3 separate regions of the Homo sapiens genome follow, and all the other regions are linked to region 1. The links are chromatin contacts, found by Hi-C in ENCODE. All regions are on one chromosome and are shown on one strand. The core of a region is the stretch at or near the end of the contact, and the rest is flanking DNA. Distances in the headings are between cores, read along the strand shown. Region 1 holds the start of JAZF1-AS1 (JAZF1 antisense RNA 1). Region 2 holds the start of KLHL7-DT (KLHL7 divergent transcript). Region 3 holds the start of DPY19L1 (dpy-19 like C-mannosyltransferase 1).

Region 1 (2,700 bases), core at 191-2,690:
AGGAGCATAGGGTTCTGCCTCATTTTATTCCTGCATAAATACACAGCAGTCGTGATTTATTCTCTCAACTTTGTAGAAACGTGAGCTGCATCCACATGGCTGAATCCATGGCATTCATTTGGACTTCCTGGGGGCAATTTACAGGTTCTCTGGATTAGACAGCCCCATTGGGACATCGCTCGGACCCTTCACCTTCTAGCCCACGCAGGACAACTCGCTGGCGTCGGTCACACCTTCCGCAGGTGGTTGGACCGCCTAAGCCAGATGCACCCGGCCCACCTCCCTTAGCAGGGGTTCCGAATAGAAGTGTGAAAATGTGTGCAATGACTTCTGCAAATCAGAGGACTTGTTGAAAGGTCCAGGGGTCCAGGCGTGAAGGGAAAGCAGCCACCCTGCGGGGCGCCCCCTCCCCGGCGTCTCCCGGGCCCGGGGCGCTGCGCAGGCCGCCGCCGATCCCAGGGCGCAGCCAGCGCACCTCGGGCCTAGCACCATTAGAAAGGCAAATCGCAGAGCCGGGGTGCATTTAAATGCCCGGCCATGGGCCCTGGGGGTGTCTCTCCAGCGGGCGCCGCCGCAGGGGCCTCCAGGGCGCGTCGACCCCGGGGCGCTGGGCGCGGCCCGCGGGCGCACCCAAGACCTCAGCCCGCAGCGCCCGGGCGTCCGCGCCAGGCCGGGGCAGGGGAGGGCACCCAGAGCCCCCGGGCCCGCGTCCCCGGCCCCGCCCGGGCCCCTCGGCCGCCTCCCAGGGAGAGGGCAAGCTCCCCGGCCCCCGCCCGCGGCCGCCGGCCCCGGCCCCCTCCCGACGCACCACACCTAGCAACCGGCGCTGACAGGACGCAGTGGCGGCGGCGGCGGCGGGAGGAGGAAGCGGAATGGCTGCCGCGGTGGAGCCACCCCCGCCCCCCCGCTCCACCTCCCCGCGGCTGCAGCCGCCGCCGAGCCCTGACAGCTCGAGCCGGGGCGGAAGCGCCCGGCGGCGTGCAGCGCCCGCCCCCCGCTGCCCTCAGCGCCTCGGGCTACTCCGACCACCCGGGCCAACTAACTCCGCGACCCTGCCCAGCGCCCAGCTCCCGCCGCCCGCCGCGCCCTCCGCCCCGCGCCCCGCGCGCCGGCACTCGGCCCCGCCGCCGCAACCCCGCCGCCCCGCCGCGGCGCTCCCCGCTCCCACCACTTCGCAGCCCGCGTGCACGCCCCTGAGTCCCCCAGCCGCCCGCCCGCCCGCCCGCGGCACCTCGGGGCGCCCGCCCCCTCCCCCACCCGAGCCCGCTCCCCGCCCCCCGGCACCTCGCGCCCCCGCATCCCGCCACCCCCACCTCGGGGCTCGCACGCGCCCTCCCCGCCCTGCCGCCTCCCTCCCCGCCGGCCACCCCTGGCCATTCCGGGGCTCCCCGCCCGGGCAGGAGTTTCCGCGCGCCTGGCACCCCCGCCCACCCCCGGGCCATTTACCGATGTGGTTGTCCTCGATGTGCTCGATGAGGTCGGCCAGGGTGGGGAAGTGGAGTCCGCAGCCCCCGAATCGGCAGGTATTGGAGAAGAAGGAGGCGGCGGCGATGCCTGTCATGGTGCTACATCGAGAGCCCCCCTGGTGTCGGCTCTGCGAGCGCCGGGCGGGCGAGGGAGGGAGGGAGGCCGGGTGGGGTGAGGAGAGGAGGGGCTGGGGGAGGGGGAGAGAGGCGGGGTGAGGGGAGCGGCGAGGACGGGACGGAGGGAGAGGGGGCGAGAGAGATGGAAGGAGAGCGAGGAGCCACCGGGAGGCAGAGGGGAGGCGGCGGCTGCGGCGGCGGCGTCGGGAGCGGCGGGGGGAGGGCGGGGGCGGGGGCGGGGGGGGAAGGCCGCCGCAGCTGGGAGGAGGGACCAGGGCGCGCGGCTACAGCTGTGCGGCCCCAACCTCAGCGCGCGGACCCAGGCCTCACCTGCGAGCCCTGCCACCAACTTTATCTCGCTAGGCCTGCCCTTTACGGCTTGCCATCCGTGCCATCTGTTTGGAGCCTCCTTGGTTATGTATATGACGTTCTTAATACACCCACATCGATTAATTACACCTACCTCCCTGCGAGGAGAACTCAGGGAGTTACCCTGGTCCCTCTCAGGGACATTTTTTTGTACTCAGCCACCTGTCTAGGTGTGACACATTCACAGGGGACCCAGGAAAGGTAATTGTGTGCACCTTCTTCTTTAAACCTTCTTTAGAAAAAGTACACATTCTCCGGAGGTTTGTACTAACTAATTGATTTTAATGAAGCTTTCCCTCTAGGCCAGAAAAAAATCTTAGCTTTATTTAAATTTCAAAATAGAGTGCTTGGTTGTCAAGTGCATTTGCCTGTGTTTTACATATGTGCCACGTTTTTTATACTCCCTGCTCCTTCTAGGAAAACAAAAACTAAAATAATTTCATCACCCGAAATTACAGCACCCTACTGCACCCACTCCACCATCTCAGGTCTGGTAATTAACCCATCCTCGTTTCAGCCACTGCAGAAAGGACAGTGCATTGGTTAAGGCTAGAAGGAGCGGAAACAACGGCAAGGGACATAGTGACTCTTCATTTAAAAAGGAAGCGATTTCATCCTGTGAGCATTTAAAGCATAATGTTGACCAGGTAACCACTTAAGGTGAATTTAGTAGCTTCCCTGAAAACCAGCATTTTGCTGAGAATCAATTACTTTCTTGTCCCCACCCCCTCCTCCAGTTGCAGTCATA
Region 2 (2,700 bases), core at 112-2,611, 5.1 Mb before region 1:
AAAATTTATTCCGTTTTTCTTCAGTGTCCTGGGTCATTTAATAAAGTGAATGAAAAATTTTCTCATTTATAATTTTATTAACAATAAATTATTCCTATTGCCAGGGTTCACCTGAAATCCCCAAATCAACTAGTTAAAATAGAGGCACATCTGAGAACCTCTAGATTAATAGAAGAAAGATAAAGAGTACAGAGACATAAGTATCTTACTCTTTTGTAAAAATTGAGGCGTATATATAGCTTGCTCTTTCATCTGGATTATGCTATATGGTTTGTCCTCAACAAGAAAAGTATACTGTGGGCCAGGCCTGGCCGCTCATTCCTGTAATCCCAGCACTTTGGGAGGCCTAGGCGGGAGGATTGCATAACACCAGGAGTTCGAGACAAGCCTGGGCAACATAGTGTGACCTCTTCACCACCACCACCACCACCACCACCACCACCAAAAAAATTTAAAAATTAAAACTTAGCCCAGAGTGGTGTTGCACGCCTGTAGTTTCAGCTACTTGGGAGGCTGAGATGGGAGGATTGCTTGAGCCCAGGAGTGCTGAGGCTTCAGTGAGCTATGATTAGCCACTGCACCGCACCCCCAGCCTGGGCGACAGGGCCGAGACCCTGCCTCCAAAAAAAAAAAAAAAAGCCTCAATGGTGTAAATTATTTTACATAAAATGTCTCTGTATAGTCCTATATAGACCGAGGAGGAAAACCAATGAGATATAAAGTTTTCATAATGTTAAATAATGTACAATTTCAAATAATCCTGTATATTACTATACAGTAGAAAGAATATGGTTACAAAAAACATTTCCATGAGGGCTGTGATTGAGTTCCGTGTTCCCGTAAAACACTTAGAGAAGCCTAACTGAAGATTTCTAGAACCGACTGACAACTGATTTCAGTTGTAAACACACAGTAAGCCAGCCTAGTTAGGCAGACATTCATTGCACGCCAAGGAGACACCAACGGGACTGTGTGCTCTTGCGTTATGAATCCCACGAAAATAAATCTTGTGCTCCGTGTAACATGACTTTAACTTGCAGTAATATCCTTTCATCATTTAATATTTATTGAGCGCCTACCATACACCAGGCTCAGATACTGCACTGAACACCGACCCTGTCCCATGAAGCCTTACACTGATGGGAGACACCTTTGCATGTTCCACAACCCAATTATCAAAAAAAAAAAAAAAAAAAAGATAATCACGTAACCGAAACCTGGAAATCTGCCTTGGGCACACAAAAGAGCAGGCGCGACCTCGGACCAGCTCCGAGGCAAAATTCACTCAGCGCGGGACAGCGACAGGGAATCCGGCCGCACCTGTGCCTGCAGTCTCATTGCTCGGAACGGCGCGCCACTGTGACGTGTCAGGCCCCGCCCCTGACTCTCCTCATAGTGCCCCCGCCTCCTTGCGCGAAGTGCGCAGGCTCCTGGGCAGGGCTCGGGTTCTGCCCGGGGACGCAGCCCAGTTGGTAGCGTCGCTCCCTGAGCGTTTCTAAGGGGGCCGCCCGGCCTTGTCTTTCGGCAGTGGCCGAGCCACCGCCGCCTGCCGCGCGTTCCAGAGCTGGGCGCTGCAGCTGCACTGCCGATCGCCGTGTTTGGTCGATAGAATCCCCAGTGTGCCCAGAGAGTGCGACCCCTCGCCCGGCCCGGCGAGCCCCGGGCGTGAACCGAGCTGAGGGAGGATGGCAGCCTCTGGGGTGGAGAAGAGCAGCAAGAAGAAGACCGAGAAGAAACTTGCTGCTCGGGAAGAAGCTAAATTGTTGGCGGGTTTCATGGGCGTCATGAATAACATGCGGAAACAGGTACCGCCTCTGTGGGAGTGACGGACGACGGTGGGAGGTGGTCCGGGGCTCGGGCCCCTGGTTCCCGGGGTGGAACCCCGCGCCCTGTGGATCGCGCCCCTCTTTCTCTGTCCTCGCCCCTCCTTCCGTTTTCGCAGGCGAGCGATTCCGCAGTTGGTAGAGGGGCGCGTAAAACAATTCTCGAGCAAAAGTGCTTCTCGTCTGCCGAGGATGTAGCTCCCAAGTCAGACTCCTGGGGGACTCCTCAGGCTGGCTTTCGCCGTCGGGTATCGGTTGTGTAACAGCTCTGCCCTAGTTATCTCTTTGTGGGGCGAGGATCCTTCCATTGGCGAGCCGTTTTAAGGTGCCGTGAGATCTTGTGTGAAGAAACCCGTTGGCATAGCCCAAACCGAAGCCCCCAAAGGGAGGAGAGTTGCTGGCCTGACATCAGCTGCTCTTAAATAAGGATCCCCGCCCCCTCCTGTGTTCCCCGGTGGAGCTAGTTGAAGAGGAGTCCTCCTGTTCGTGCTAATTTAGAGCAGAAGCAGCCATCGATAAATACCATGCCATCTTCTAAGGGCACTGTGCGCCTCTGTTATTAAGAGGAGCTCTTTGTTCTGTCCTTGGTGTGTGGTGCATTCGTGAAATTCTGCAGCACATCGGCGAAAGGTGGGTTATGAAAAGAACGGATTTTAACGCTGGCGAAGGTGAAACAAAGAGGCTTTTTTTTTTTTTAATTCCATAACATCTACACCGATAAGCATAGAAAGTCACTTTTTCCTTTCTGTAAGCTTTATTTATAGATAATACACATCTAAGTAGATTTGTGGGAATGTTTGGGTTTTGTTGACTGGGATCCTGTTTCAAGGGGACAAAGCAGGATGTGAGTTATGTGTAACTGCAAAACCTAGTTTGC
Region 3 (2,700 bases), core at 13-2,512, 6.9 Mb after region 1:
AGTAATTAAATAGTTCAGTAGCGAAAAGCCCACTGAGGCATATAGAAAAAAGCAATGTAACAGCATTTCACTAGTTGACTTAGAAAAATTAGGCCTGTTATCCAAACTGCTACAACTTGCCTTATCAAAATTCAACCAGGAAACAGAGGAAACCTGAAGTCAGTCCGAAACATACGAATGCGTCAACTTTGTTTTTTTTTTTCAGCACATCATTACACATCATCCATTTGGTAAATGGCAGAGGGAGGGGAGGAGAGCCCTCCTCACCAAAGGTTCCAAGGGCAGCAGGGAGGATTAAGGCTCGGGCGCCCCAAACACAACACAACCTAGAAAGTGACGTGTCGAGGGGAATCACAAATAAAGTGCCACCAGCGGCGTTTGCGGCCAGGAAGAAAAAAGTACGCTAAAATTTAATTATAAGTTTAAGCAACTCTCTACGACATGGAACGTGCGTTTGCTTTGAGCTCCACGGAATCGTTTCCAAGCCAAAGCAAACCATCCTGGCGGTCAGAGGCCGAGATAACGGGAAGGCGGCCAGTCGTACCAATCAGCAGCGCTCAAGTCTCGTTAGCGCAGACCTGCTGCCCGCGGCCAGGCCGGGCAGCTGTTGATCCCCGGGCCATTCTTTTAAAGCCCAGGCAGAGCGCGGGTGGGAAGCGTGCGAGGAGAGCTGAGCCAGGGAGTTGCGGGGAGGAGAAGGTAAGAATGTCCCAGAGAAAAAGTCGGAGAGGGCTGCAAACTGGCTGGTCCGGCTGGCGGGGCTCGGCGCGGCGGAAGCGGGAGGAGAGGGGAAGGAAGGGGAGGGGAGGGGAGGGGAGGGGGCCAGCGCCTCAAAGTTCCGCGTCCCGGCGGCGCCGGCGCTAGGGCTGCTCACCTAACAGGAGCGTGGTCCAGGTCCGGCCGCGCCCCGCGCGCCGCAGGCCCAGCGCCCAGCGCAGCCGGGCGGCCAGGCGCCCCCCAAGGCCGCCCCCGGCGGGCGGCGCGCCGGGCTCGGCGCGGGGCCCCTTCCTGCCCGCGGCGCCCTTGCGCCCCGGGGACAGGGGCGCGCGCTCGGGCCCCGGCTCCCCGGCGCCGACGTCCGACGCCCCCCTCAGCGGCGACTGTGAGGCGCGGGGTGGCTGGGGCGGCTTGGGAGCCGCCTCCCGGTGCTTGTTCCGCGCCTGCAGGACCATCTTGGCATAGTCGCGCCCGCTCGCTGCGCGCGCCCGGACGGCGGCCAGAGAACGGCGGGCTGGCTGGGCGGCTGGGCGCAGCTCACTCTCCAGCGGGCGGGCGGGCGGAGGGTGGAGGGCGGGCTCGTCCCTCCCCGCGGGCCGGGAGGCGGGGAGATCGTGGAGGCCGGGCGGCTGCTGCCTGGCTGGCAGTACCGCCGGGAGGCGGCGCCGGACTTGCTAGCCCGCCGCCGTTGCCGCCGCTCCGGTTGTCACGGCGACCGCGGAACGCCGGGGGGCGGGGGCGGGGACACCCTGCGAGCGGCCGCGGCCCCGCCCCCGCCGCCCCTCTGCGCCGGACGCGCGCTCCAGGCCGGCCAGCGCGCACGCGCGGACTTCCGGCGCAGGCGGGGCCCGACCCCTCTGGCGCCCGGCTACCCACACCTCTTCGGCGCCCGCGCGGGGCTCGGCCGGTGCGAGGACGCGGGGGCGGACGGCCTTCCGGAGGCGGCCGCCCTTCCATTGTGGGAGTGATGGGGCCGAAGGAAGAGCCCTCTCGGGATCGGGGCGCTGATTCAAGTTTCGGAGCCTGTTAAGGCTGCGCTTGGAGCCCGCGCAGGCGAGACGCGGCGGGGCAGGGAGAAGGCGCCCGGAGCGGCCACTTAGGGGCGCTGTGCGTGCGCCCTGGGCGCCTGGTCGGCCCCACCGATGTGAAGCGCGCGGGTGGCAATCAAGTCACCGTCTCCGTTTACTCCCCGCAGTGTGGTCGCGCAACTTGGAGCGCAGCCCCTCACTCACCGACAAGAAGAACGGGTGCGACCCGATTTAAGATAGTAACAGAGTATTAAAATAGCAGCCTGGAATCTCATGGGGAGCTGATAAGGGACGAGGCACAAGTGTAAACTGAAGACCAGGGTAGGAGCCAGGCTGAAGGTGATAGGATGGATTGGCTGGAGCAGGAAAGATCATCAATAAGTACATTCAGTTTGTTACACTTGCTGTAACCTTGTTGCTTAATAGGAAGCAGGAAAACTTGGCGTTGATAAGATAGGAGATTTTAGTCGAAAATATGTTTTCTTTTACATAGCAGAATGCACGAGTAAATTAAACCCGGGAAAATTTAGAAACCCAGGTAGATCCCAATTCTCCCTCCACCCCTGCATTCTTTGCACACAGTCTTACAACAGCATGGATTACAACTGGGAGGTTCCTTTCCTGGCCGTGCCCAGTGGCTTGTTCCAAAAAGTTGTCTTTAAGTCCCAATGTTGTAAATCAAGGCCCATCGTTCTGCTTATCTCTATTGTAATTCCAGGGACTTCACGTGGCTTTCTCGCTCTTTGTTTCTTTGCCCAGTGATTTCTTTACTAATACCAGCATTCGTTCATTGTTAGCCTTTTTAAGAGACAGTGGATTATTTTGTAAAGGGAGGGTGTTTGCCATGCTAATTAATACTCCCTCATACCCTGTCTAGTTTATGAATTTGGATTTTCCAATGTCTTTATTGGAGCAAAGAACAACTATTTTTATACACTGGTTTAAAAAATAATGG

The links. Hi-C counts contacts between places; a loop is a spot of excess contacts on that map. Pooled maps may share reads with other maps.
Region 2: a loop to region 1 is called in a pooled map, with 13 times the contacts of the local background. The contact joins the promoter of KLHL7-DT here to the promoter of JAZF1-AS1 in region 1. A Hi-C loop is called at or near these places in 5 of 50 pooled maps.
Region 3: a loop to region 1 is called in a map of CD8-positive, alpha-beta T cell, with 24 times the contacts of the local background. The contact joins the promoter of DPY19L1 here to the promoter of JAZF1-AS1 in region 1. A Hi-C loop is called at or near these places in 2 of 168 maps with a recorded cell type or tissue (CD8-positive, alpha-beta T cell and naive thymus-derived CD4-positive, alpha-beta T cell) and 3 of 50 pooled maps.

The regions. Positions count from the first base shown.
Region 1 is chr7:28,179,017-28,181,716 of GRCh38, forward strand. JAZF1-AS1 (JAZF1 antisense RNA 1) reads left to right here and starts at 1,441. Exons shown (of 4, transcript NR_034097.1): 1 at 1,441-1,523. It overlaps JAZF1 (JAZF zinc finger 1), which reads right to left and starts at 1,779. Exons shown (of 5, transcript NM_175061.4): 1 at 1,447-1,779. The coding sequence starts at 1,561. RefSeq lists enhancers at 1-499, 500-999 and a silencer at 854-973.
Region 2 is chr7:23,104,342-23,107,041 of GRCh38, forward strand. It overlaps KLHL7-DT (KLHL7 divergent transcript), which reads right to left and starts at 1,362. Exons shown (of 3, transcript NR_046220.1): 1 at 1,218-1,362. KLHL7 (kelch like family member 7) reads left to right here and starts at 1,444. Exons shown (of 11, transcript NM_001031710.3): 1 at 1,444-1,805. The coding sequence starts at 1,686. RefSeq lists enhancers at 632-1,618, 1,241-1,430, 1,551-1,830, 1,619-2,605, 2,311-2,390.
Region 3 is chr7:35,036,223-35,038,922 of GRCh38, forward strand. It overlaps DPY19L1 (dpy-19 like C-mannosyltransferase 1), which reads right to left and starts at 1,263. Exons shown (of 22, transcript NM_001366673.1): 1 at 875-1,263. The coding sequence starts at 1,172. It overlaps LOC105375228 (a long non-coding RNA gene), which reads left to right and starts at 564. Exons shown (of 3, transcript XR_001745162.3): 1 at 564-699. RefSeq lists silencers at 953-1,122, 1,153-1,822 and an enhancer at 1,873-2,102.